Regions from separate parts of the Mus musculus genome. Here region 1 is linked to region 2. Evidence: chromatin loops called from intact Hi-C (ENCODE). Cell type or tissue: left cerebral cortex. All regions are shown on one strand. Each heading gives the region's core, and the rest is flanking DNA. Links, peaks and the distances in the headings are about the cores only.

Region 1 (12,441 bases), core at 2,925-10,924, 57 kb after region 2:
GTTCATGTCCATTGATCTGAATTTCTTCCCATTGAGGTTGCAATTACTTGCTCAATTTTCAGTCAATTAAAAAAAATGGTTAGCTGGCGCAGCACACACCTTTAATCCCAGCAATAGGGAGGCAGAGGCAGGAGGATCTTTGTGAGTTCAAGACCAGCCTGGCTGTTCTTCCAAGGACCCATGTTCAATACCCAGCATCCATATATATAGTGGCTCATAACTATCTGGAACTCCAGGACCAGGGGATCAGATAGATGCCTTCTTTTGGCCTCCACACTCCTTTAATCCCAGCACTTGGGAGACAGAGGCAGAAGGATCTCTGAATTGAAGGCCAGCCTGGGGTACACCATGAGATCCTGTCTCAAACAAACAAACAAACAAAAAAAAAAACCCCAACAAACCAAACAAAAAAAAAAGAAAAACCCAAAAGTTAATTTTCCACAAAAATTTGCAAAAAAACCCAAATTAGCGTGATATGAAGAGAAAATGATATGCATTGTTTATGTGTTCTCAATTATAATTACAATTTGTTCATGGTTAGCCTAATATTTATAAGTTATAATTACACACACAATAACAAATGAAGGAAATACCAGTGGCTGTCACAGTGCTCCTCTCTGAGACAGTTGTTATTTATAGCTTTTCCCCTGCTATTCATTGCGCATTCTCTTTGCTCTCTCTCTGAGTCTCAGCTGTAGAATCCTCTCCAGCTTTTGATGGGGGAATCCAAATCTCTTTTCTGAGGGCTTTGAATCTTCAAGGGGAGTCCACCTCTGTCCCTCAGTAGGACCTCTGAGAGGAGCTGTCACGTGACAGCCGACCCCTCTCATGTGGTGGCAGCCCGCAGTGCAGAGCCATCTGTAACTGGGCTGTAGACCCAAGGAGTGCCTCAGGAGGAGGCAGTGCAGAGGGAACGGAAGATCACCTGTCCATCAGTTTACTCAAACCCCTACCTTCCACACAATTCATCTTGTTCCTTTCCATTTTATCTGTCCCTTAGCCTGTAGTTATTTTGTGTGTACACATGCTGCCACACACACGTGTGGAGGTCAGAGGACAACTCGAGGGAGTCAGATCTTTCCCTTCCCACGGATGAGTCCCATGAGTGGAGCTCAGATCATCAGTCGTGGTGGCAAGCACCTTTACCCACTGAGCTATGTCACGGAGCTCAGACCAGGCCACATGGCTACTTAATAGTCTGCTTAGGCTTTCAATGGCTACATTCAATAGCCCTGGTTGTCCTGGAACTCACTCTGTAGACCAGGCTGGCGTTGAACTCAGAAATTCACCTGCCTCTGCCTCCCAAGTGCTGGAATTAAAGGTGTGTGCACCATGCCCGGTTATTTCTAACCCTTTTATTTTGCATCTGAAATACCCACATTTTCCATTTTGTCAGACTCAGCAAAATGTCACCTGCATAGTGATATGTGTAAGATCTAGGTCCAGAGTCCTGAGGGTTAGGGGGTAGGGGTATAGCTCAGAAGTAGAGTGCATGCTAAGGACCTAGATTCAATCCTCAGCACGGAGGAAGACAGAAGCAAAGAGAAGGGGCAGATGTAGCTGCCAAGTCCTACAATCACAGTGCTGCTTGGGAGGCTGAGGCAGGGGCCTCTATTTTGAGGCTAGCCTGGTCTATGTGAGAATTTGGCACATTAAAAAAGGAAAGGTTACTGGCTAGATGTGGCACATGCCTTTAATCCCAGTACTTGGGGAGGCAGAGGTAGGCAGATTTCTGTGAGTTCAGGGCTAGCCTGGTCTATAGAGAGCTAGTTCCAGGACAGCCAGAGCTGTAAAAAAAAAGGGGGGGGGGATTTCTATAGCATTTTACTGTTTGTTTGTTTGTTTGAGACAGGATTTCTCTTTGTAGCCCTGGCTGTCCTAGAACTTGCTTTGCAGTTTGAAGCTGGCCTCAAACTCATAGAAATCAACCTGCCTCTACCTCCCAAATGCTGGGGTTAAAGGTGCGCACCACCACACCTGGCTCAGATGTATATTTTAATTCAATGTGTTGTATGAGTGTTTTGCCCACGTGTGTGTCTATACGCCATGTGTGTGTCTGATACCTAAGGGAGCCAGAAGAGGGCACCAGAGTCCATTGAATTGGAATCACAAACAGTCACAATGTGGGTGCTGGAAGTCAAACCTGGGTTCTCTGCAAGAGCAGCAAGTACTCTGAACTGCTGAGCCATCTGTCCAGCCTAATGACAAGACAGAAACCCAAGGACTTGATGGGGCTCTGAGTACTAAGGTGAGCTTTGGGCCCTGCTCATGGTCTTCAAGGTAAAAAGCAAAGCACTCCTGGCATTGCCTATAATTGATAGAGGAAAATAATCCTTCGCCAGTCAGTAGCTGGCTCTCAGACAGCAAGGGTGTCGCGGCACCCAGAACCAACAGCAGCTGTAACCGGAGTCACTGCTTCGTTCAATTCACGGCAGTTCACAGTCATCTCCGCGATCCAGCTGCCGCCTCATCCTCAGACCAAACACGCGGGTTAAATACAGATGCATTCGGCGCCATCACCTCAAGTCTCAACTCTGCAGCTCACCTAGCCTGCAGCACAGGAACTATAGCGCCACAGGGGCGGGAGTCGTGGGGGGTGTGGCTTGAACGCGTACGGATCCTCCCTTAGTTCTCAGGGTCCGGACTTCAAGACCGAGGTGCCACAGAGCTGCTTTCTGGTGCGGGTCTCTCTGGCTGTGTCTCCACAAGACCTGTACACACATGCCAGCTGCCTCCCCCTCTCCCCCTCTCCCCCATGAGGATCTCAGAACCATTGTATTAAGTGCCCGCCTTATAACCTAATTTAACAATAATCACCTCCTTCAAGGTCCTACCTCCAGACACACATGGAAGGGTTTGGATTTAACATATGGATTAGTGGGAGACACAATTCAGTCTGTAACATCTGGAATGTAGTGTACTTCTGGCTTGCTATTTTCATCGTGGTGTTATGGGGGGAATCCTCTTGGTTTTTTCTAACATACAGACCTTTCTCTACAGGTCAGAGTCAAATGACCTAGATCAGGATTTTGTATGTGCATTTTGCCTGCATTCATGTCTGTGGGGGTGATATGTGCCCGTCCTTTGTCTGCATGCGGGTCTGTGTACCATCTGTGAAGAGGCCACAACAGAGAGTCAGAGGCCCTGAGTCTGGAATTACGGATGGTTATGAGCTATCATGTGGATGGTGGAGTCAATCTTTGGTCCTCCATAAAAGCAGCCAGTGTTCTCTCTTAAGCTCAGGGCCAGCTCTCTAGCTCTAGACTAGCTGTTAAATGTAGTCATTGATTATGTAACTATGGGAACCCGTTCTTAGAAATTAGTAAGCATCTAGTATACTGACAAAAGTTAAATGAGGAGGCTGGAGAGATGGCTCAGAGGTTAAGAGCACTGACTGCTCTTTCAGAGGTCCTGAGTTCAATTCCCAGCAACCACATGGTGGCTCACAACCATCTGTAATCCAATGCTCTTTCTGGTGTGTATGGAGACAGCTACAGTGCACTCGTATAGAATAAATAAACCTTAAAAAAAGAGTTTGAGGACACTGGCTGCTCTTCCAGAGGACCCAGAATCATTTTTCCAATACCCACACAGTGTCTCACAGCAGGGTCTGCAGACATTCATGCAGACAAAATACTCATGTGCACAAAATAAGAATAAGTTGAAAACCTTAAGTGAGACAACTAAATATGTGCTGTGGTGATTTGAATATATTTGGCCCAGGAAGTGGCACTATTTGCGGGTGTAGCCTTGGAGTAGGTGTGCCACTGTGGGTGCAGGCTTTAAGACCCTTTTCCTAGCTGCCTGGAAGCCAGTCTTCTGTTTGACTGCAGAAAAAGAGCTGGAACCTCAGGTCCTCCTGCACCATGCCTGCCTGGATGCTGCCATGCTCCCTGCCTCCATGATAATGGACTGAACCTTTGAACCTGTAAGCCAACCCTAATTAAATGTTGTCCTCATAAGAGTTACTTTGGCATTGGTGTCTGTTCACAGCAGTAAAACCCCAAGACACATGCCTAAGCTATACTGCATAGCGTCATGCTCCTAGGCCCCCAAACCTCGATAGCTTGTTACTGTACTGAATGCTACAGGCAAACGTCACATGATGCTATTTGTGTATTTAGCATAATTAGACAGAGAAAGCATGCAGTGAAGGCATAGAGGCTCCTCCAGAGGAGCAGGATCTCAGGGGAGGCTTTAGCTACAGAGCAAGCTTGGGGCCAGCCTGAGTTAACATGGGCCCATAGCCTTTTGTTTGGTCATTATTTTGGTTTGGTTTGGTTTTGATTTTTTAAGACAGGGTTTCTCTGTAGAGCCCTGGCTGTCCTGGAACTCATTCTGTAGACCAGGCTGGCCTCGAACCTAGAAATCTACCTGCCTCTGCCTCCCAAGTGTGGGGATTAAAGGCATGTGCCACCACCGCCCCCAGCTTTTTTTTTTTAAGACTTTTTATTTATTTATTTATTTATTTATTTATTTATTTATTTATTTATTGTATATGAGTACACTGTAGCTCTAATGATGGTTGTGAGCCTTCATGTGGTTGCTGGGAATTTGAATTCAGGACCTCTGCTCACTCCCGCTTAAAGATTTTTTTTAATTATTTATTTATTATATGTAAGTATACTGTAGTGTGTCTTTAGACATTCCAGAAGAGAGCATCAGATTTCGTTACAGATGGATGTGAGCCACCATGTGGTTGCTGGGATTTGAACTCAGGACCTTTGGAAGAGCAGTCAGCACTCTTAACCACTGAGCCATCTCTCCAGCCCAAAGATTTATTTATTAGTATATCTAAGTACACTGTAGCTGTCTTCAGACATACCAGAAGAGGGTGTCAGATCTGGTAATGGATAGTTGTGAGCCACCATGTGGTTACTGGGATTTGAACTTAGGACCTTTGGAAGAGCAGTCAGTGCTCTTAACCGCTGAGTCATGTCTCCAGTCCTGGTTGGTTGTTTTGAGACAGAGTTTCTCTCAATAGCTTTGTTCATCCTGGAACTCACTCTGTAGACCAGGCTCATTCAAACTCACAGAGATCCACTTGTCTTTACCTCTAGTGTGCTGGGATCAAAGGTTTGTGCCACCACCCACAGAGACTATATCTTGTGGTGGTGGTGAGGGGGGGGGCGTGGCAAGAGCAAGCTAGACATAGTAGTGTGTGCCTATATCCCCAGGACTTAGGCTAAAGCAGGATGGTGTGCTCAAGGCCAGATGGGCTGCTGGTGCCTACCATGAATAGTGCATGCGTGACAGCCTATAGGGTTGTCTTAGTTAGGGTCTTATTGCTATGAAGAGACACCATGGACAAGGCAACACTTATAAAGGGCAACATTTAACGGGGGTAGCTTACAATCTCAGAAGTTTAGTCCATTATCATCATGGTGAGAAGCATGGCAGCATCCAGGCAGACGTGGTGCTGGAGAAATAGCTGAGACTTCTCCATCTGTCAGCAGGCAGCAGGGGGACATTGTATCTCACACTGGCATACCTTGAGCATAGGAGATCTCAAAGGAAGCCCCCACAGCCCCAACAAGGCCACACCTCCTAATAGTGCCACTCCCTATGGGCCAAGCATTCAAACACATGAGTCTATGGGGCCATATCTATCAAATTACCATGAGGACCGAGAGTCACTCTAGGTGAATTAGAGAATGAACCTTGAGAGGTGTCAAGGGCCAGGACCCTTCTAGATAGCCCTAGAGGTTTTATGAACATTCTAGATGAATGGTTCTCAACCTTCCTAATGTCTTTAATACAGTTCCTCATGTTGTGGTGACCCCAACCATTACATTATTTTTTGCTACTTCACAACTATAATTTTGCTACTGTTATGAATCATAATGTAAATATCTGACATGCTGGATATCTGATATGTAGCCCTTGTAAAAGGGTCATGACCCGATCATAGGTTGAGAACTGATGCTCTATACTTAGGCTATGAACTTATTAAAAATGTTTTCATCAGAGCCAGTGAGATAGCTTGGCACATGAAAGCACTTGAGCCCAAAATTGATGCCCAAGGCCCATATGATAGCAGGACAGACCCAAGTCACCCACCATGTGCCCTTCAGTGGCACACACACACACAAATAAATAAATTTAATTACAATTTCTTTCCTGCTTGTGTAAACAGTTTTTTTAAAAAGAATTATATATTTATTCTATGTACATGAGTACACTCTAGTTGTCCTCAGACACACCAGAAGAGGGCATCAGATCCCATTACAGATGGTTGTGAGCCACCATGTGGTTGCTAGGAATTGAACTCAGGACCTCTGGAAGAGCAGTCAGTGCTCTTAACCACTGAGCCATCTCTCCAGCAGAGAGAACTCAGAAATCCACCTGCCTCTTCCTCCCAAGCGCTGGGATGAAAGGCATGCACCACCACTGCCCGGCTGACGCACACTTTTAATCCCAGCACTCGGGAGTCATAAATAAGGTGGATCTCTGAGTTTGAGGCTAGCCTGGTTTATATGCAGGCAAAAGATTCATATGTAGATAAAAGAAAATGAATACGCTCCCCCCACCCAATTAAAAGGACATGAACAAGCAAGACGCATCTATACTGTCTAGATCAGAGAGTAAACCCAAGAGTTTGGAGTTACTGAACCTGTGACATCTGGAGGGGCTGGACAGAGCCCTTCGGACACTGGAAACATCTAGTGTTCTTGCCGGCTGTCTCTGTACTTGCCGGGGACAGGGACGCAGACTAGCTAGATGCTGCTGTCTCCGTGTGGGATGCTATGGAGCTGTTTCTGTGACTGTTGCTGGGGAAACACATGTCCAAAGTTCATTCCACAGCAAGGGCAGGAAGGACCTGCAGCTACAGGAGAGGAGTATTAGGACCCTCACAGGAACAGGAAGCCAGTTGAAGGAGCCAACGCCTCCCTTCTTCCTCTGGCCTCACTATTGCCCTCTCGTGGCCTTTACTGGCACAGCCTAACACAGAGGCTGCTGGCACCAGTTACACAATTTTTCTGTGCAGTGCTCCAGTATCTATCTCCAAAAATATTTTGGAGCACAGAGCTAAACAAACAAAAAACATAGTAATTAGCAGAAGAGAGGTATTTGTAATATGTATATGGAGCTGGACAGTTGTTTTTTTTTTCCAGAGGGCAGAGGTTTAATTCCTAACACCTACAAGGTGGCTTACTACAGCTGTCTATAACTCCAGTTCCAGGGGATTGACGCCCTCTTCTGGCCATTCTGGGCACTTGCATGTATATGGTGCACATGCAGGCAAAATTCTCATATAATTAAAATGTAAAAGATTATATTTGCAATTCAAAAGTACATTTAATGGGGCTAGAGAGATGGCTCAGCAGTTAAGAGCACCGACTGCTCTTCCAGAGGTCCTGAGTTCAATTCCCAGCAACCACATGGTGGCTCACAACTACCTGTAATGGAATCTGATGTCCTCTTCTGGTGTGTACTCACATACATAAAATAAATACATAAATCCTGTTTTTAAATTACATTTAGGAGCTGGGTGTGGTGGCACATGCATTTAATCCCAGCACCCGGGAGGCAGAGGCAGGCAGATTTCTGAGTTCGAAGCCAGCCTGGTCTACAAAGTGAGTTCTAGGACAGCCAGGGCTATACAGAGAAACCCTGTCTCGGTAAAACCAAAAAATAAAAAAGAAAGAAAAATAAATAAAGAAAAAATAAAATTACATTTAATTATTTATTGTGTGTCTCCATATGTGTCCCTTCCCATCTGTGCCCATGTGGCAGTTGAAGGACAATTTACAGGGCTTGTTTTTTGTTTTGTTGTTGTTGTTTTTATTTATTATATGTAAGTACACTGTAGCTGTCTGCAGACACTCCAGAAGAGGGCATCAGATCTCCTTATGGATGGCTGTGAGCCACCATATGGTTGCTGGGATTTGAACTCAGGACCTTCGGAAAAGCAGTTGGTGCTCTTACCTGCTGAGCCATCTCTCCAGCCCCCAGGGCTTGGCTTTCTTCTTCTTTCGCCCCATGGATTCCTGGGACTGAACTCAAGGCCTTAGGCTTGGCTGTACATGGCCACTGTCAGTCCTCAAAAGCAAATTTTAGCCCCCAACCCCACCCAGCCTCCAGCTGGCTGAACCCTAAAATTAACAGTAGACCCTCATATAGGGAGCTATTGGCGAAAACTGGACATTTGCCAAGGAGGAGAGTCGTCAAGGCACAACTTACAGAAGTCCGTGTTCAGGAAGGTGGGGGGGAGGGAGCCAAAACAGACAACGGGCCAAGGACTCCTTCCAATAGGGAAATCAGGGTCCAATCAGGAGCTGTCCCCGAGTCCAGTCCTGTCCCCAGTCCCTGGGGCAGTCTTGCTTTGCCTGAGCAGTGAAGATTAACAAGCTTTTGACCAGAAGCCCCAGCTTTCCCTGCTTCCCTTTTCTGATTGGCAGTCTGACCCCACTTTACCCTTTCTTCCTCCCCACCATGGACACTGAGTACGCCCGTCCGTGAAGAGGAGAGGATTTGTTTAATGCGTCAATGCCAGCAGTAACTGCCCCTGAAGCTGATTGCGGGACTCTGTGCTTAGTACCAGGTTTACATGGGACTTGAGGTAAATGTATTCTGTAGGGAAAAACAGGTATTTGGCTCAGAGAGACACTGACATACAAAGATCCGAGACTCCATCTTCCTGAGCGCTGGGCCAAGCTTCACTTCCTCGTAGGGACTGCCAGGTTTAGCTAGGAAAAGTGCAGGATTTGAATTTCAGATAAACAACCAAGAATTTCTCAGCATAAGTCATGTCCTGTGCAATATTTGGAACATGGTTAAACGACGAAATTATTTATGATCACCCCCTTTCCTTCTCTTGCTGTAAGGGTGGCCTCCTGACTGACAGTCCTGCTCAGTGGAAGGTCCTCTGGGCTGGGCTGACCTTTCAATGCTCAGCAAGCAAGGAGCCTGGGAAGCCAGGGCAGGGCTAAGTCAGTCACAAAACAAGGAATGGCTTCCCTAGGTCCTGACAAGGACAGGCCCCTGTTCCCAAACCTGCACTCGACTACAATGTAAGGGAGACAGAAACTTCTGGGTCAGGGAGATGGCTCGGTGGGGTGAAAGATGCTTTTTGCCACTAACCTCATGACCTGCTTTTGATCTCTGGGATCTACTGGTATTAGGAGAGAGTCAATTCCTAGAAACCCTTCTCTCTCTCTCTCTCTCTCTCTCTCTCTCTCTCTCTCTCTCTCTCTCTCTCTCTGTGTGTGTGTGCATATAGGAGTCAGGCAGGGGGTGGGGGGGGGAGAAAGAGGAGAGAATGAGAGAGAGAGAGAGAGAGAGAGAGAGAGAGAGAGAGAGAGAGAGAGAGAGAGAGAGAGAGAAGGCATCCTCATATCCTCAGATGGGATAACCCTTTTCTATTCCTCCTGTGTGATTAGCATCTCTGCCTAGAAGAGACTCACAAGCTTCATGACTCCCACCTGAAATAAAAAAAGGTTGGCCCTGGCGGCCTCCACATGAAGGTGCGCAGTGCATGCGCACACAAACACAAGAAATCAAATGGTTCCAGTGCTACAAAGGGAAAGAAAAGCTGTGGAGGAGCTGGCAGGGGTGGAGCAGGAACGTATGTTTAGTGAGCGTGATTAGAGGCAAGGCTGGCACCCTCTAATCCTAGCGCTCAGGAGGCTAAAATCGAATGACAAGTGCCAGGCTAGCCTGGGCTCCACAATGAGGACTCCCCACACCCCAGGGTTTTGTGACAGTTTTTCTGTGTACCTTTGGCTCTCCTCGAATTCTCACTCTGTAGATCAGACTGTCTTCAAACTGCCTCTGCCTCCCAAGCGCTGGGATTAAAGTATGTGCTCCCATGCTAGGCCGCAGTGAGCACTTCAAGGCAAAACCAAAAAGCCTCAAGACCTGTTATTTCATCTTGCGGGGGGGGGGGGGTGCCATGGCACATGTGTGGAGGTCAGTTGTCCCTTCCGTGGGTACCACCAGGGGTTGAACTCAGGTCTTCCAGTCAGGAAGCCAGTGCCTTCACTCAAGAAGCCACCCCACCCACCCCCAATAATTTTTTTCTTACAAAAGATTTTGGGTTCAATCCCCAAGAAGAAAGAAAAAGGGGAAGAGGAGGAGGAGGAAGAGGGAAAGAAAAGAGAGGAAAGGATACTGAATTCAGGTATTAGGAATGAAGGTAAGCTAGGCGGTGGTGACACACACCTTTAATCCTGGCACTCAGGACACAGAGGCAGGTGGATTTCTGAGTTTGAGGCCAGCCTGTCTACAAAGCGAGTTCCAGGACAGCCAGGACTACACAGAGAAACCCTGTCTCGAAAAAAACAAACAAAAAACAAGGAATAAAGGTAAAGGGCTAGAGAGATGACTCGGTGGTTAAGGGCACTGACTGCTCTTCCTGAAGTCCAGAGTTCAATTCCCAGCCACCACATGGTGGCTCACAACCATCTGTAATGAGACCTGATACCCTCTCCTGGTGTACAGTGTACTCACATACATAAAATAAATAAATCTTTAAGGAAAAAAAAAAAATAAAGGAATGAAGGTGCGGGTAAGCTTGCCACCCCAAAACACTTTCCAAAAATTCAGTGGTTCATTTATAAAGTCCTTTTTAAAAATTTTGTTAAATTAGGTATTTATTTCATTTACATTTCCAATGCTATCCCAAAAGTCCCCCCCCCCAACCCATTCCCCCACCCTATAAAGTCCTTTTTAAAGAGACAGGATCTTACAGCCGGGCGTGGTGGCGCACATCTTTAATCCCAGCACTTGGGAGGCAGAGGCAGGTGGATTTCTGAGTTCGAGGCCAGCCTGGTCTACAAAGTGAGTTCCAGGACAGCCAGGGCTATACAGAGAAACAGAGAAACCCTGTCTCAAAAAAAACCAAAAAAAAAAAAAAGACAGGATCTTACTTTGTAGCCTTGTCTGGTCTAGAACTCAGTATGTAGACCAGGCTGGCCCCCGAACTCACAGAGATCTGCTTGCTTCTGCCTCTCTGCTAGGATCATAGTAGTTAGCCACTAGAGCTACCACACCCACCTCTGGTCTCCTCTGGTACTGCACACACATGGTACACAGACTTTTATCGGGCAAGACCCCATATGCATAAAATAATTAATAAAGGTTTTAAAACAAGAATAAGAAGGAAGGAGCCACCTCCAAGGAGACACACATGTCCCGATACTCGAAAGCTGGAGGCAGGGGATTCACGAATTCAAGGTCGTCCCTGGCTACATAGAAAGTCTTGTTTTTCAAGACAGGGTTTCTCTGCCTAGCCCTGCCTCTCTGCTTCCCAAGTGCTGAGACTAAAGGTATGCGCCACCACTGCCTGGTTGACCTTTCTTTCTTCTGGTTGACTTTTCTTCCTCTTCTTTTCTTTTCTTTTCTTTTCTTTTCTTTTCTTTTCTTTTCTTTTCTTTTCTTTTTTCTTTTTTTTTCTTTTCTTTTCTCTTCTCCTCTTTTCCTTTCTTTCTTTCTTTCTTTCTTTCTTTCTTTCTTCCTTCCTTCCTTCCTTCCTTTCCTTCCTTCTTCTTTCTTTCTTTCTTTTTAAGATTTACTTATTTATATGAGTACAGTGTAGCTGTCTTAAGACATACCACGGGCTGGTGAGATGGCTCAGTGGGTAAGAGCACCTGACTGCTCTTCAGAAGGTCAGGAGTTCAAATCCCAGCAACCACATGGTGGCTCACAATCATCTATAATGGGATCTGATGCCCTCTTCTGGTATATCTTTTTTTTTTAATCTTTTATTTTTATTTATTTATTTATTTATTTATTTATTTATTTATTATATGTAAGTACACTGTAGCTGTCTTCAGACACTCCAGAAGAGGGAGCCAGATCTCATTACGGATGGTTGTGAGCCACCATGTGGTTGCTGGGAATTGAACTCAGGATCTCTGGAAAAGCAGTCAGTGCTCTTAACTGCTGGGCCCTCTCTCCAGCCTGATATCTGCTTTTTGAAACAAGGTTTCCCATGAGGAAATGAGGCTTGTGTGTTCAACTCTGTGCCTTATTTTTTTCTCTTGCTGTGACAAAATACTATGACCAAGGCAATTTATTTTTTTTTATTTTTTATTTTTTTATTTATTTATTATATGTAAGTACACTGTAGCTGTCTTCAGACACTCCAGAAGAGGGCGTCAGATCTCGTTACGGATGGTTGTGAGCCACCATGTGGTTGCTGGGATTTGAACTTCGGACCTTCGGAAGAGTAGTCGGGTGCTCTTACCCACTGAGCCATCTCACCAGCCCCCAAGGCAATTTATAAACTAAAGTGTTAAACACTGGACTTGAAGTTTCGAGGAGTTAAGAGTCCATGATGGTGGAGCAAAGGCAGACCTCCTGAGAGCTCATACACTTGATGTGAGAGTGGGGAAGGAGGAGCCTGCAGTAGGGATGTAATAGTCTTTGGAAGCCTCAAGGCCTGCCCATACCTCCTGATTCTTCCCAAAGAGTTTTACCAACTGGAAACCGCGAATC
Region 2 (12,441 bases), core at 2,021-10,020:
AGCCATCTCACCAGCCCAGCCTTGAACTTTCAACCCTGCTGACTTGGCTGCTTATATACCTGGGATTACCAGCCTGTGCCATTGGGTTTTTTGTTCTTGTTTGTTTTGAGACAGGGTTTCTCTGTGTAGCCCCTGACTGCCCTGGAACTTGCTTTGTAGTCCCAGCTGGCTTCAAATTTAAGAGATCTGCTTGCTTCTGCTTCCCAGGTGCTGGGACTAAAGGCCTGAGCCAACAGTGCCCTTCAGCATTTCTCTTCTTAGTTACATCAGTTCACTGCGGTTCACGGCAGCAGCAGGTGTCTTAGTGAATGTGAATAATGGGGGATCAGGAGTCAGCGTGCAGCTGTGCCCTTACCCTCAGCACACAGGAGCTGTGAGAGCCAGCCTGGGCAGCTCACACGGTGGCAGACTAGCCAGAGCGGAGGTGTGAAACGCTGTCTCAGCGAAATAACGACAAAGAGACAAAGAAGACACAGCCCCAGACTTTGGGTCTCTCTTCTCTCATAGTGCCGTAGTCCAGCACCGCATGTAGCCAGGCTAGCACTCCACTGCCTGCTTTGTTCAAAAGTCAACTGGGTATGACCCCCACCCTCACCCCCAAGCGCTGAGGACTGAACCCAGGGCTTTACCACTGAAGTCAATCCCCAGCCCTGGTTGTGGTTTTTAATCCCCCTTAGGGTGTTAGGAACGGAACCCAGGGCCTTGCAAATGCTAAACATGTCTATCACTGAGCTACACCCTCCGCTGCTGCAGCCCTGAGGCCTCCCGCCTAGTGTCAGCAGCATCTGACTCCATCTCTCCTCAGCCTTCAACCTGGACTACTACACGGAGGTCCTGGACCTTTCCTACCTGCTTGAGCACCTGGCGTCTGACCCTTTCTTCCGGCGCTACCGACAGCTCAATGAGAAGCTGGTGCAGCTGGTGGAAGACTACAGCCTGGTCTCCTTCATCCCCCTGAACATCCAGGTAGTGGCCAGTGAGAGAGCTCTTCCCTGTGCTGCAGCTCTGACATGCCACGGGCATAGAGAGATTTGAGGTCCTGGGTCTGTCCTTGACTTGCTTTCAGGCCCAGGAGCAGACTTCATTCAGTCCTGCTGATTCGGAGCCACCAGGCCTCTGCTTGTGTTTCCTCCCATGTGTGAATGAGCATAAGTGAGTCCAGAGAGTCACCAACAGGTGACCCACGACCAAGGGGTCCGTTTAGCTGAGTGGCTGTGTTGAGTTTGCAGAGTGGCCTGTGGCCTCTGTGTCTCTCATCCTTTTAAAGTGGAGGTAACCCAGGAGACACTGTGGTCTTAGATTCCTTCCTGCAGTGGAGACCTGAGCCAGCTTCCCCTCTAACTCAGTGATTCTCACCTTGGAGGTTGTGACCCTTTTGAGGGTCACATAACAGATACCTTCCATTTTACATTTTTTTTTTTTACATTATGGTTCATAACAGTAGCGACATTACAGTTATGAAGTAGCAAGAAAATAATTTTATGGCTGGCGGTCAGCACAGCCTGAGGGACTGGATTGAAGGTTGAAGTGTTAGGAAGGTGGAGGACACTGCTCTGACAGCACACTTGGCTCCTGCGGTGTGACAAGAGTGTGCATGCAGCCCTCACTGCCGGGTGCCTTCCCGGCCAGCACTGTGCCGAGGGCTGAGCGCATTATGTTGGGCTGTATGTTTCATTGAGATATATGGACTGTTCTGACTGTCGTCTGTGCACGAGGAAACCGTTAGAGGACAAATGACGCCGGTATGCTCACTGTCAGTAGTTCTGTCCAGACACTGGGGGGACGCTGATCTTCACTGACTTCTGGCCCAGGAAGAGAAGAGTGAGACAGTTTTCTAGGATGGTAGGGAGGCTCCCACAGGAGAAGGCCCTAGGCAGGGACTGCACAGGGGACCTGACCTTCTAATCTAATCTGGGCAGTTGTCCGCCTAGCCAGGCCCCTGAGGAATGGAGGGCTGTCCTGGGCCAAGGAAAGTTCGTATGTGTCCTAGGAGTTAGACGAGGCCAGTTAGCTGTGGTCTCAGCTCTCCACAGCTGACTCACTCACTGAGTTCTCTTCTCTGCTCTGCTCAGGACAAGGACAGCATCCAGCGAGTCTTACAGGCTGTGGATAAAGCTAATGGCTACTGTTTTGGGGTTCAAGAGCAGCGAAGCCTGGAAGCCATGATGTCCGCTGCAATGGGAGCTGATTTTCACTTCTCCTCGTATCCTTAGGGACCATGGGAAAGGACGAATGGAAGGGCCCCAGACGCAGAAGCCTGGAAAGGAAATGGCGTTGGGCTGTGGGAGAAATGCAAGGACTTCAGTTTGCTTTCTGTATTACATTTAAAGGAAGAAGAGGTGCTGGAGGGAGGGGGCGTGGCTGGCAGTGGATCACTGGGGTGTAGCCCAGGATGGGGTGTAGCCCAGGATAGAACCCACGCCTTCTGCCATTAGTGCAAGGGTAAGGATTTATTTAGTTTAGTGTTTTGAGACAGGGTCTCTCTAGCCTTAGCTGGCCTACATCGGCCTGTGTAGTGCAGGCTAGCCTCAATCTTGATCTTCCTCCCTGGGTTTCTGAGAGCTACTGCACATTTTAGGAACCACCCTGTAAATGTGGCAAATGCACTTGGTGGGTGTAATTAGGAGTAGCAGAGTTCTTAAGAGTCTTGCTAGATAAGGTGTGTGTGGTGGGGGGGCACGAAATGGAGCTGGGTGTGAGGTTTCGTGCCTGTAAACCAGCAGTTGAGAAACAGGAAGATCACCAAAAGCTTGAGGCTAGCCTGGGCTACAAAGTAAGAGCCTGTCTCAAAAAATGACAAAGGAGAATAGGGAAAGGAGTATTGGTTGAAAAATATGGAAGAGGTTATTAAAACAGTTAGTGACAGAGCTGTCAGGGAGTGGAGAAGAGACAGGTCTACCCTATAGAAGGGACAAGCTGGCAGAGGGCACCACTGGAAACCAGAGCAGCTGGGCCTTTGGGGTTGGGATTTGACCAGTTTGCGTGTTCCTTGGGTCAGAGGCTGTCGGAGAGGCTGAAGGAAAGGCTTGCCCTTTAGGTCGCTTGTCTTGGAGACAGAGCATTTGCCCAGGTTGCCGGAGGTGGGAATTTAGATATCTGTGTCAGGCCCTTGAGGACACGTGTCTGGAATAGTGGCAGTAGAACACGAGGTCCCTCGTGGGACTGCCAAGGCGAGGGCTCGTGTGTCACCAGTGTTAGCAGTGTCCCATCTGTGTCCTGTCTGGAAGGGAAAAGACCCTATGGCCCAAGAAGACTAGAGCCTTTGCCTTGGTAGAAAGAATGAGATGACAATAGGTACTGAGCACCTGTGTGCCAGCTGTCAGGGGTCGGGGAGGGACTCTGTCTACTTGTGATCTTGCAGAAGAGAAAAAGGGAGTGATGGGGACAGGATTTGGACACCCTGGCCTGGCTCTTGAGCATCTGCCACACCAACTGGAGGGCCAGTGCTCCCTGGTCCTTTGTGGGGAAGAAACTGGAGCCCCAAGGGAGGGCTGCAATGGGCGGCTCATACCCACCTGTGGGGGGTGGGGCAGAAGAGATGTGTGTGGGTGGTGGTCTTGAGAAGAGGGCAGCTCCTGCCCAGGCCAGTCCCCCCATCTTCTGCCGTGTCTAAGCCTTAACCTCCCCTCAGCACTCTGGGCATCCAGGAGAAGTACTTAGCACCCTCGGAGCAGACCGCAGAGCAGGAAGCCATGCAGCTGTGACACATGGGCCTGGAGAGCCGGGGACACCTCAGCGAGGTACGGACCCAAAAACCACGTCCAGCCAGAGCAGAGGCTGGGAGGAAACCTCCATCCCTGCAAAGGACTTCTAGAGAAGAAGCCACGCATAGCACCCTTTGTGGTGCCGACAAGCTCAAGCCCCAGGAGGACTGGCTCTACATGGGCTGCAGTGGATGGGCATGCTACGATAGGAGATGAGTCTCTATTTTTTTGTGACCTTAAACCTTTCTTCAACCCTCTGGACCCAGGGATTTGGAGAACAAAGAAATGTCTTTAATTAACGTTTTAATTAAATTTAATTTAATTAATGTTTTTAAATAACGTTTTTTTAGTGTGTGTCTGTGTTGCTCAAGCATGTGTGTGTGTATGCGCGCGCGCACACGCGTGTGTGGGCTGGGGGGCCTGTGTATGGAGGTCAGAGGGTAACTTGGAGCTGGTTCTTCCCTGAGTTCTGAGGTTGAACTCGGGTCAGGGACATGGTGACAGATGCTCTTGCCTGACGCTCTTGTTTCTTCAGGTCAGTGTTTCACAGCCTGGGCTCACAGCCTGGGCTCACAGCCTTGGCTAGGCAGATTACAGCTATGCACTGGACTCTTGTCGTGATTTAGTTGTTCTTCAGTGCTTTTTTAAAAAAGATTTTATTTATTTTATCTATGTGAGTACACTGTCGCTGTCTTCAGACACACCAGAAGAGGGCATCAGATCCCATTTCAGATGGTTGTGAGCCACCATGTGGTTGCTGAGAACTGAACTCAGGACCTTTGGAAGAGCAGTCAGTGCTCTTAACTATTGAGCCATCTCTCCAGCCCCTTGTTTGTTTGTTTTGTTTTTTCGAGACAGGGTTTCTCTGTGTAGCCCTGACTGTCCTGGAACTCACTCTACTGAACTCAGAAATCTGTCTCTGCCTCCCAAGTGCTGGGATTAAAGGCGTGCGCCACCACTGCATGGCTCATGGTTTTATTCTGCTTTTCTCAAATACTAGTCAAAGTTTGAAAAATTAACATAACTTGGGCTGGAGACATAGCTAGTAGTGGCTAGCACACACAAGGTGCCAGAGTCAACTCCCAGCACTTCCAAAGACAGGCAAAAGAGTCCTTCAGACAGTCCATTCTGTGTGGGGGTGAATGCCTCTAATCCCAGCACAGGACGTGGAGGCAGTAGGATTGGGAGTTGAAGGCCAGCCTTGGCTAAATAGTGAGTTTCAGACAAGCCTGGGCTGTAGAAGCCCTTGTCTAACGATCTGTGCAAAGTGAGTTATTTAAGGTATGCTAGGACTGTTGTCTGGGAACGGGAATGTTTCTCTTTGCTGTTTGTGCTGTTTGGGGGGTGGGAGGGCTGCAGTTTGCGTTTCCAGCCAGTAGGTGGCACTGTAGACTTAGTTTTCCCCATAGAACCTGACAGGAAGGGCCTGATGGCCAAGGGGCACTGGTGCCAGAGACTTTTCTGACTTTATCTATAGACCAATTGCACGCAGCTACATGTGTGCAGGGCTCGGCATTTTACACAGAACCTGCAAATACAGAATCCTCACACGTCTCTTACAGCGATCCAGAGAGAAACAAGCTAGGGAATGTCCGGAGACTGGTTCCCTCGTGGCTCACTTTGCCAAGTAACTCTGGAGTGGCCCCTCTTTGGTATACATACTGATGAAAAGTTCCAGCCACCATGCTGTGGGAGCTGCGGTCAATCAAGAGGGAACACTGAGGCATCTGTACGTGGTTCCAAGTACCGATGGAGTTGAATCGGTGGTGGGTTTCTGTGCTGCGGGCAGAGGGAGAACGCAGCTTCTTCATAAAGTCTGCCCTGAAGTGGCTCGTGTTGGCTTCCCAGTGTGGGCAGCCATAGCTGAGAGCAGGAGGGGGCAGCCAGCTTCGCTCCCACGCCTGGCTTCGGAGGGATAATAATGGGGTGCTGTTTCCCCAGCCTCTTTCATCTGAGGAGTTCAAAGTGCCTCACCCTTATTAATGCCCTGCACAGTGGGGGGAGAGTACCCACAGAGCAATCCAGGGAAACTGAGAGCAGGAGCCACAACCCGAGGTGGTGAGTCAACTGTGGGGCCTGGGGCCCAGGAATCCCGCCACCCAGGCTGCTGGGAAATGCCTCGTCTAGGGAGGAAGGCAGCTTCTGGGTTTGAATAGCATCAGTAGCTGTGGCCGTGGGTTTTGATGCTTACCCATCAGACTCACCAGAGAAAACCACATGCAGGGACTGACGGCATCACTTACAGCGTCACAGCTCAGCTGTACCCCTCAGCATACATTCACTGCGGCCACAGTGGAGGTATGGAGCAGGTTACAGCTTATTTTGAGACCTTGGTGTGGCAGCAAGCATTTTTTCCTTTGGTGAATATGGTTCACAACCAGGCTCGGTGGTGCCCATCTGTAATCCCAGACACTGGAGTTGGGGGGTCAGCTTTTGTATTAGCAAGTTCCAGGCTGGTCTGGGCTACATCTCGTCTGTCTCAACATACAAACACTCGTGTAATTTCTGATAGCAAAAGGACTTCCTGGTCTGTGTACTTAAGACTGTGGTGATGAGCCGGGCAGTGGTGGTGCACGCCTTTAATCCCAGCACTTGGGAGGCAGAGGCAGGCAGATTTCTGATTTCGAAGCCAGCCTGGTCTACAGAGTGAGTTCCAGGACAGCCAGGGCTACACAGAGGAAACCCTGTCTCAAAAAAACAAAACAAACAAACAAAAAAAAAAACAAAAACAAAAACAAAAAGAAAGAAAGCAGAGGCAGGGGGCTGGAGAGATGGCTCAGTGGTTAAGAGCACTGATTGCTCTTCCAGAGGTCCTGAGTTCAGTTCCCAGCAACCACATGGTGGCTCACAACCATCTGTAATGGGATCTGATGCCCATTTCTGGTGTGTCTGAAGATAGTGACAGTGTACTTGCATATATAAAATAAATAAATCTAAAAAGAAAGAAAGAAAGAAAGAAAGAAAGAAAGAAAGAAAGAAAGAAAGAAAGAAAGAAAGAAAGCAAGCAAGCAAGCAGAGGCAGGCATTTCTTTGTTCAAGGCCAGCCTGGCCCCTACATAGCTAGTTCTAAACCGGATGGCAACATGATGAGATCTGTCAAAACAAAAACAAAAACAAAAACAAAAACAAAAACAAAAAAAACATTAATCTCAGCACTCATGAGACAGAGGCAGCACTTGGGAGACAGAGGCAGATGGATCTCTGTGAGGCCAGCCTGGTGTAGACAGCCAGTTCCAAGACAGCCAGGGCTACACAGAGAAACCTTGTCTTGGAAAACAATATTTATTGTATGTGTGTGTCTGTATGGCTGTATGGTATATATACAGATACACAGGTATCTGGAGAAGCCAGAAGAGGGCATCAGATCCCCTGGAACTCGTTACAGATCACTGTAAGGTACTTTAGGTGCAGAGAATTGAACCCAGGTCCTCTGCAAGACCACTGGGTACTCTTAACCCCTGAGCTCTCTATCTCTATCCTTTGTAACTTTACAAGCATTTTAGTTACATTTGTGTGTGTGTGTGTGTGTGTGTGTGTGTGTGTGTGTGTGTGTGTGTGTGTGTGTGTGTGCCTTCACGTGCTTGCCCATGCATGCACACGAGCACTTAGCAAAGGTGGAGGCCAGAGGCCAACTTAACAGAAGTCAGCTTTCTCCACCCGGTGGAGTCACAGTGATGGGACTCAGGTGGTCAGGCTCGGCAGCAGGTGCCTTTGGCCATTAACCCATCTTGCCAGCCGTCAAAACAGGGTCTCTCACTGTCCAGGGGTACACTGATTCTGCTGACTAACCAGCAAGCTCCAAGGACCTCCTCTCTGCCCACAGCCCTGGGATGACAGCTCACAGGCTTTTACTGTGGGTGCTGGGGTCTTTGTTTAGAGCCTCTGGATGGAGCCGCTCTTCCAATATCTCGGTCCTCCAGTGTTCACACGGCTCTGTGGGTCACAAACATAGCAGAAATGCAAATGGAAGCTTTTTTCCCCAGTCTTCCACGTTGACCTGCAAGTCTCTAAGGTCAGATAGAGATCACAGGTCAGCTTTGCTCTGGGGCGGAGGCGGGGGTGGGGGGAAGAGGGCGGCGGGATGGGGAGAACATGTCTTCCTTCTTCCCATCGCACCCCTACTCCTCTTCTCGGCAGCTCTGCACAGGAGAGCGGCGCCCTAACCACTTTCCCTACTCACAGGTTTAAGAACTCCTCTTCCCAGAGTCCAGGGTTGCTCTCTTATCTCCAGACAGACTTCAATTTCCTAGCCCTGTAAGGAGAAGATTGGGTGGAAAGGAGAGATGAATCAGCCCGGGACACCCCCAGGGTGGCATACTTGTCTGCTGCCCCCACAGACATTCCTGGCTCCTGACTCAGTGGGTAGGTGGAGCGAGGGGGGCTTGTGGAAGGGAGCTGTACTTTGCAGAAACCTGCCCTCCCCACCCCACACAGAGCAGAGGTGGGGGGTGGTGTGGGCCCCGTGAACCAGGTGAAGAGCAGGAACAAAGGGAAGTAGGTTGAGGAGACCTCAGCGTGGTCTGTGATCACTGGTACGCTCTAACAGGACACTGAGAGGGATGGCTCCTTTCTGCTGAAGGAGACCTATAGCAACTAGAGAGAGTAAAGGGATTTTTTTTTTTTTTGGTTTTTTTTTTTCTTTTTTCCGGAGCTGAGGACCGAACCCAGGGCGCCTTGGGCTTGCTAGGCAAGCACTTTACCACTGAGCTAAATCCCCAACCCCCGATTTTTTTTTTTTTTTTTTTGGTTTGGTTTGGCATTTGGGTTTTTTGATTGTTTGTCTGTTAATTTCTAGGAAGTCCAGAGCAGAAGCAGTTTAGCACAACATAACGCATGCTTCACGAAACCCTAGCACACAAAACAGACAGACATATGCGTGGCTATTTTAGCTACAGTGTGTGAAAACAGGAAACCCTAGCCACCTGGGTCCTGCCTGGAGGTAGCATCTGAAAGGTTTGAAAATAGCTGGTGAGCCGGGCATGGTGGCACTTGGGAGGCAGAGGCAGGCGGATTTCTGAGTTCAAGGCCAGCCTGGCCTACACAGAGAAACCCTGTCTTGAAAAACCAAAAAAAAAAAAAAAAAAAAAAAAAAAGCCAGGTGTGGTGGCGCACGCCTTTAATCCCAGCACTTGGGAGGCAGAGGCAGACGGATTTCTGAGTTCAAGGCCAGCCTGGTCTACAAAGTGAGTTCAAGGACAGCCAGGGCTACACAGAGAAACCCTGTCTTGAAAAAACAAAAACAAAACAACAACAACAACAACAAAAAAAACCCAAAAAGCTAAAACATAGAAAATAGTAGTTATGCTTTCTAATAATTTTAGATTGCAATTTTCCCCATGCCACTCAAATACTAGTACTAATAATTATAATTATTATTAATGTAGCCCAGGCTGGCCTCTGTAGCTGAGGACAACTTTGAAATTTTTGATGCCCCCACTTCTAACTTGCTAGTGCTGGAATTAAAGGCCATTGTCACCATGCTCAGCTGGGAAAAAAAAGTTCTCAATTCTTCCATAGACACTGCTGAAGTCACCTTAAGAAAGGAAGGCACACAGGACAAAGCCGGGAATTAGGGAAGTCCCTGAGAGTTCTCTCCCACTCCCTCCTCTCCCTCCTCCCCCTTTCTCTCTCCCTTTCCCTACCACTAACCTCAACCATCCTTTAAATTTTTAGTTTTCCTTTTTTAAAAACAATTTGTGTGTGATATATGTGTGTTTGTGCATATACCGCATCCCCACATGCCCTTGACTGAAGGCTCTTGATCACATTCAGAGCTTGCTCTTGGGAAGCCCCACCATTGCCTTCCTGTGCTGGAATTACAGCAGGCCACTGTGTCCACTCAACATTCACACTGGTTTCTGGGGATCCAAGCTCCTGTCCTACTTAGACATCTCCCTAGCCCTTATATTTTATTCTGAGACTATGCCTCAACAACTTGCCTCACCTGACCTCACATTCCCAGACACTTGGGACCATTGGTTGGCGCTACAGTTCCTGGCTCAAATATCTTGTTTTCTGGTGTTCTGTTTTGAACTTAGGGATTAGTGCATGGTGGGCAAGCTCTCTACCACTGAGCTACACAGCCCTAAGACAGACAGTAAAAACCAAGATGGAGGGGCTGGAGAGATGGCTCCAAAGCCTACCAGAGGACATAGGTTCAACTTCCAGAACCCACATGTGTCTCACAATTGTCTGCAACTCCAGTTTCAGGGGATCTGATTCCCTCACACAGACAGACAAGATATGCAGGCAAAACACCAATGCATGTAAAATTAAAAAAAAAAAAACTTAAAAAATAAACCTGAAATATAATTGACTTTTCCTAAAATTCACCCCTTTACAGTGGTCAAGTTCTATGATTACCACAAAGCAATTTAAATATCCATACTACTTAAAACTAGAACACTTCATTACCTCCAAAGACATTGTACCCATTAGTGGACATGAAGATTTTAAATAATTATTTGTGTGTATGTGTGTGTGTGTGTTGCCCACAGATCCCAAAAGTTCCCCTAGAGCTGGAATTACAGTGAACCTGAGGGTATGATATGAGGCCACGACCCTGGAAGAGAGGCAAGTACTTAACTACTGAGCTAGCTGGCAGCCTGGTTGGAAAAAGGTCCTGGTGAGTTCACTACATAGACCAGGCTGGCTTTGAACACACAGAGATCAACCTTGACCTCCTGTATGTGAACCAAGCCCAGCTAGACTGAAAGATTTGTTTTGTTTTTTTGTTTTCAAAACAGGGATCGTCTGTTTGTTTGTTTTCGTTGTCCTGGATATCCTGGAAAGGCAGACACCACCACCTCCAGCTTGATTTTAAATATCAAATCTAGACCAAGAAAAAATGGCCATAATTTAAAACTTTTTAAAATTGATTTTGATGTGAATGGGTGGTTTATCTCCATCTGTGCCTGTGTACCACCTGGGTAATACACTGGTGTCCATGAAGGTCAGTAAAGGGCATCAGATCCCCCTGGACTGGAGTTGCAGACAGAAGTTGGCTACTGTGTGGGTGCTGGGAACCAAACTCAGCCAGTGCTTTAACTGCCAAGCCAGCTCTCCACCCCATAATTTTTTTTAACCACCTCGTAGACCAAAAGGTCTGAGACCACTTTGGTACAAACCTACAGCCTTAGCCAGCTGTGATCCGGTGCTAATACACAGCCGGCTTCATGACCTGCCGCTGAGGGCCTCTCCCCTTGATTACCCTTAAGGCCAGCACAGTACCTTAGGACAGCTCCCATCCTCTCATACATGGTCTGGAGCCAACACACAGCAGGCAGACGCTGGCTGAGAGACACAGAAGTTCCTTTCCCAGGACCTACCCCATTAAGAGAAAGTCACCAGACCAGTCTAGTGGAAAGAAACCGGGTCACCTCCTGAGCTGAGGGGAGTTGCCTGCCCTAGTCCAGACTCTTGTGTGACTTTGGAACCTTGAAACCCAACACATCACCAGGAAGTGAAAAAACAGGACCCTGAATGCTCCAAAGAGGCCCAGTAACTTCTCTGAAGAATTATGGGCGGTAACAAGAGCAGAGTACTATGGGTGTGGCCAAACGTGGACTCTGGAGAACCCAGTAAATTTGACCTGAGTTCCCTTAATCCTTCCAGAAAGTTCTCTTGCTGCCAAGCTAGGCAGCCTTCTTAGGTGAGCACCCAGGTCAACTTTGACAGTGACTGAGCCTGAGGCTTGCTTATTCGGATTTGGGTTCAGAAATACTAGATAAATCCCAGATGGATTGACACTGGTTGGAATTAGTAACATTTTGAAGGTTTCACTCCCAACTCCCACCCAGTCTTGTCCTTCGTTTACTTAATCACTTTGTTTTTTATTTTTAGGCACGGGGGACCTGTCCTTGGACATTAGATAAACTGAGCCACACCCTAGCTCCCGGGAAGGGTCCACCCTGCCTCAGAGTGCTCAGGTTAAAGGCATCCGCCACCCTTCCGGGCCTAGGAAGCAACTTATTCAAAGGAGGACCCAAAAGTTGAGAGCCTCAAGCAAGGAGGCTGAAACCTTGCACCTTAGTAGAACCCCGCTTTTTACTTTTTCTAACTGTGGAACCTTTAGCGATGCAGAAGAGAAACTGAGGTCCTGGGAGGTGCTATGATTTTTTCCGGACTACAAATCAAGTCAGGGATACAACCCAAGCCTGCTGGCGACCAGCGCAGGTCTGCCTCCGAAGCTCGGGAGACGAGCATTTTGGCCTTTTTCCAGCCGATTTCAGCCGGCAGCCTGGTCCAGACATGGCCAGGTGAGTGGATGACTCAAAGGGCGGAGACTAAGTTTTGCGCGCGGCCCCGCCCTGTCCCGCTGCTCCCGGGGGTGGGGGACGAGCTCCCGAGTCGGGCGGGTGGCAACTTGTCTGAGTGAAACCGGGAAGGCGCCGCCCCGCTGCGCTCCCCGAGCCGCAACTTCTTCGTCTTTTCCAGAAGGGTAGCGCGGCCGACGGGGCGGGAGGACTCACCCTTCGCTCTCCCATTGGTCAACCGTGTCCCGGGGACGGGCTCTGTAGAGAGTCCGTCCAGTGATTGGGCCGTGGAGACGGCGGCGGGCTGCCCCGGGCTGGTGCGTGTCGCTGCCTGCCGGGCGCGCAGGCCGTGGGCTGCTCAGCCCAGCTCCCTGCGGCTCTTCCCACCCAGCTCGCGCCCGCTCCTCTTCAGCCGATTTCTTTTTGTCCCTGGGCCTTGGGGAGCTTTCCCTTATTTGATCTGTTTTATTGGAGGCACTATG

Evidence for each region. Peaks named below come from ENCODE experiments on the same cell type or tissue, not always from the same donor. Only the 100,000 strongest peaks of a DNase experiment are listed, where the experiment ranks them.
Region 1: a loop joins it to region 2, with 6 times the contacts of the local background. A loop is called at or near these places in 24 of 42 quality-filtered maps.

What each region holds. Positions count from the first base shown.
Region 1 is chr4:133,643,310-133,655,750 of GRCm38, forward strand. It overlaps the pseudogene Gm13213. Among named protein-coding and RNA genes, the nearest start is that of Zdhhc18, 16 kb to the left of the region's middle. In left cerebral cortex, for the core only: CTCF peaks have their summits at 6,211 (motif pointing right), 6,935 (motif pointing left) and 7,163 (motif pointing left); a DNase peak (open chromatin) is centred at 6,915; H3K4me3 peaks cover 504 bases; H3K27ac peaks cover 186 bases.
Region 2 is chr4:133,587,695-133,600,135 of GRCm38, forward strand. Gpn2 (GPN-loop GTPase 2) reads left to right here. Exons shown (of 5, transcript NM_133884.2): 3 at 806-966; 4 at 2,073-2,203; 5 at 3,632-4,041. The coding sequence ends at 3,704. Gm42324 (a long non-coding RNA gene) reads right to left here and starts at 8,313. Exons shown (of 2, transcript XR_881487.1): 1 at 7,885-8,313; 2 at 7,245-7,637. In left cerebral cortex, for the core only: a CTCF peak has its summit at 5,076 (motif pointing right); DNase peaks (open chromatin) are centred at 5,077, 8,031 and 8,610.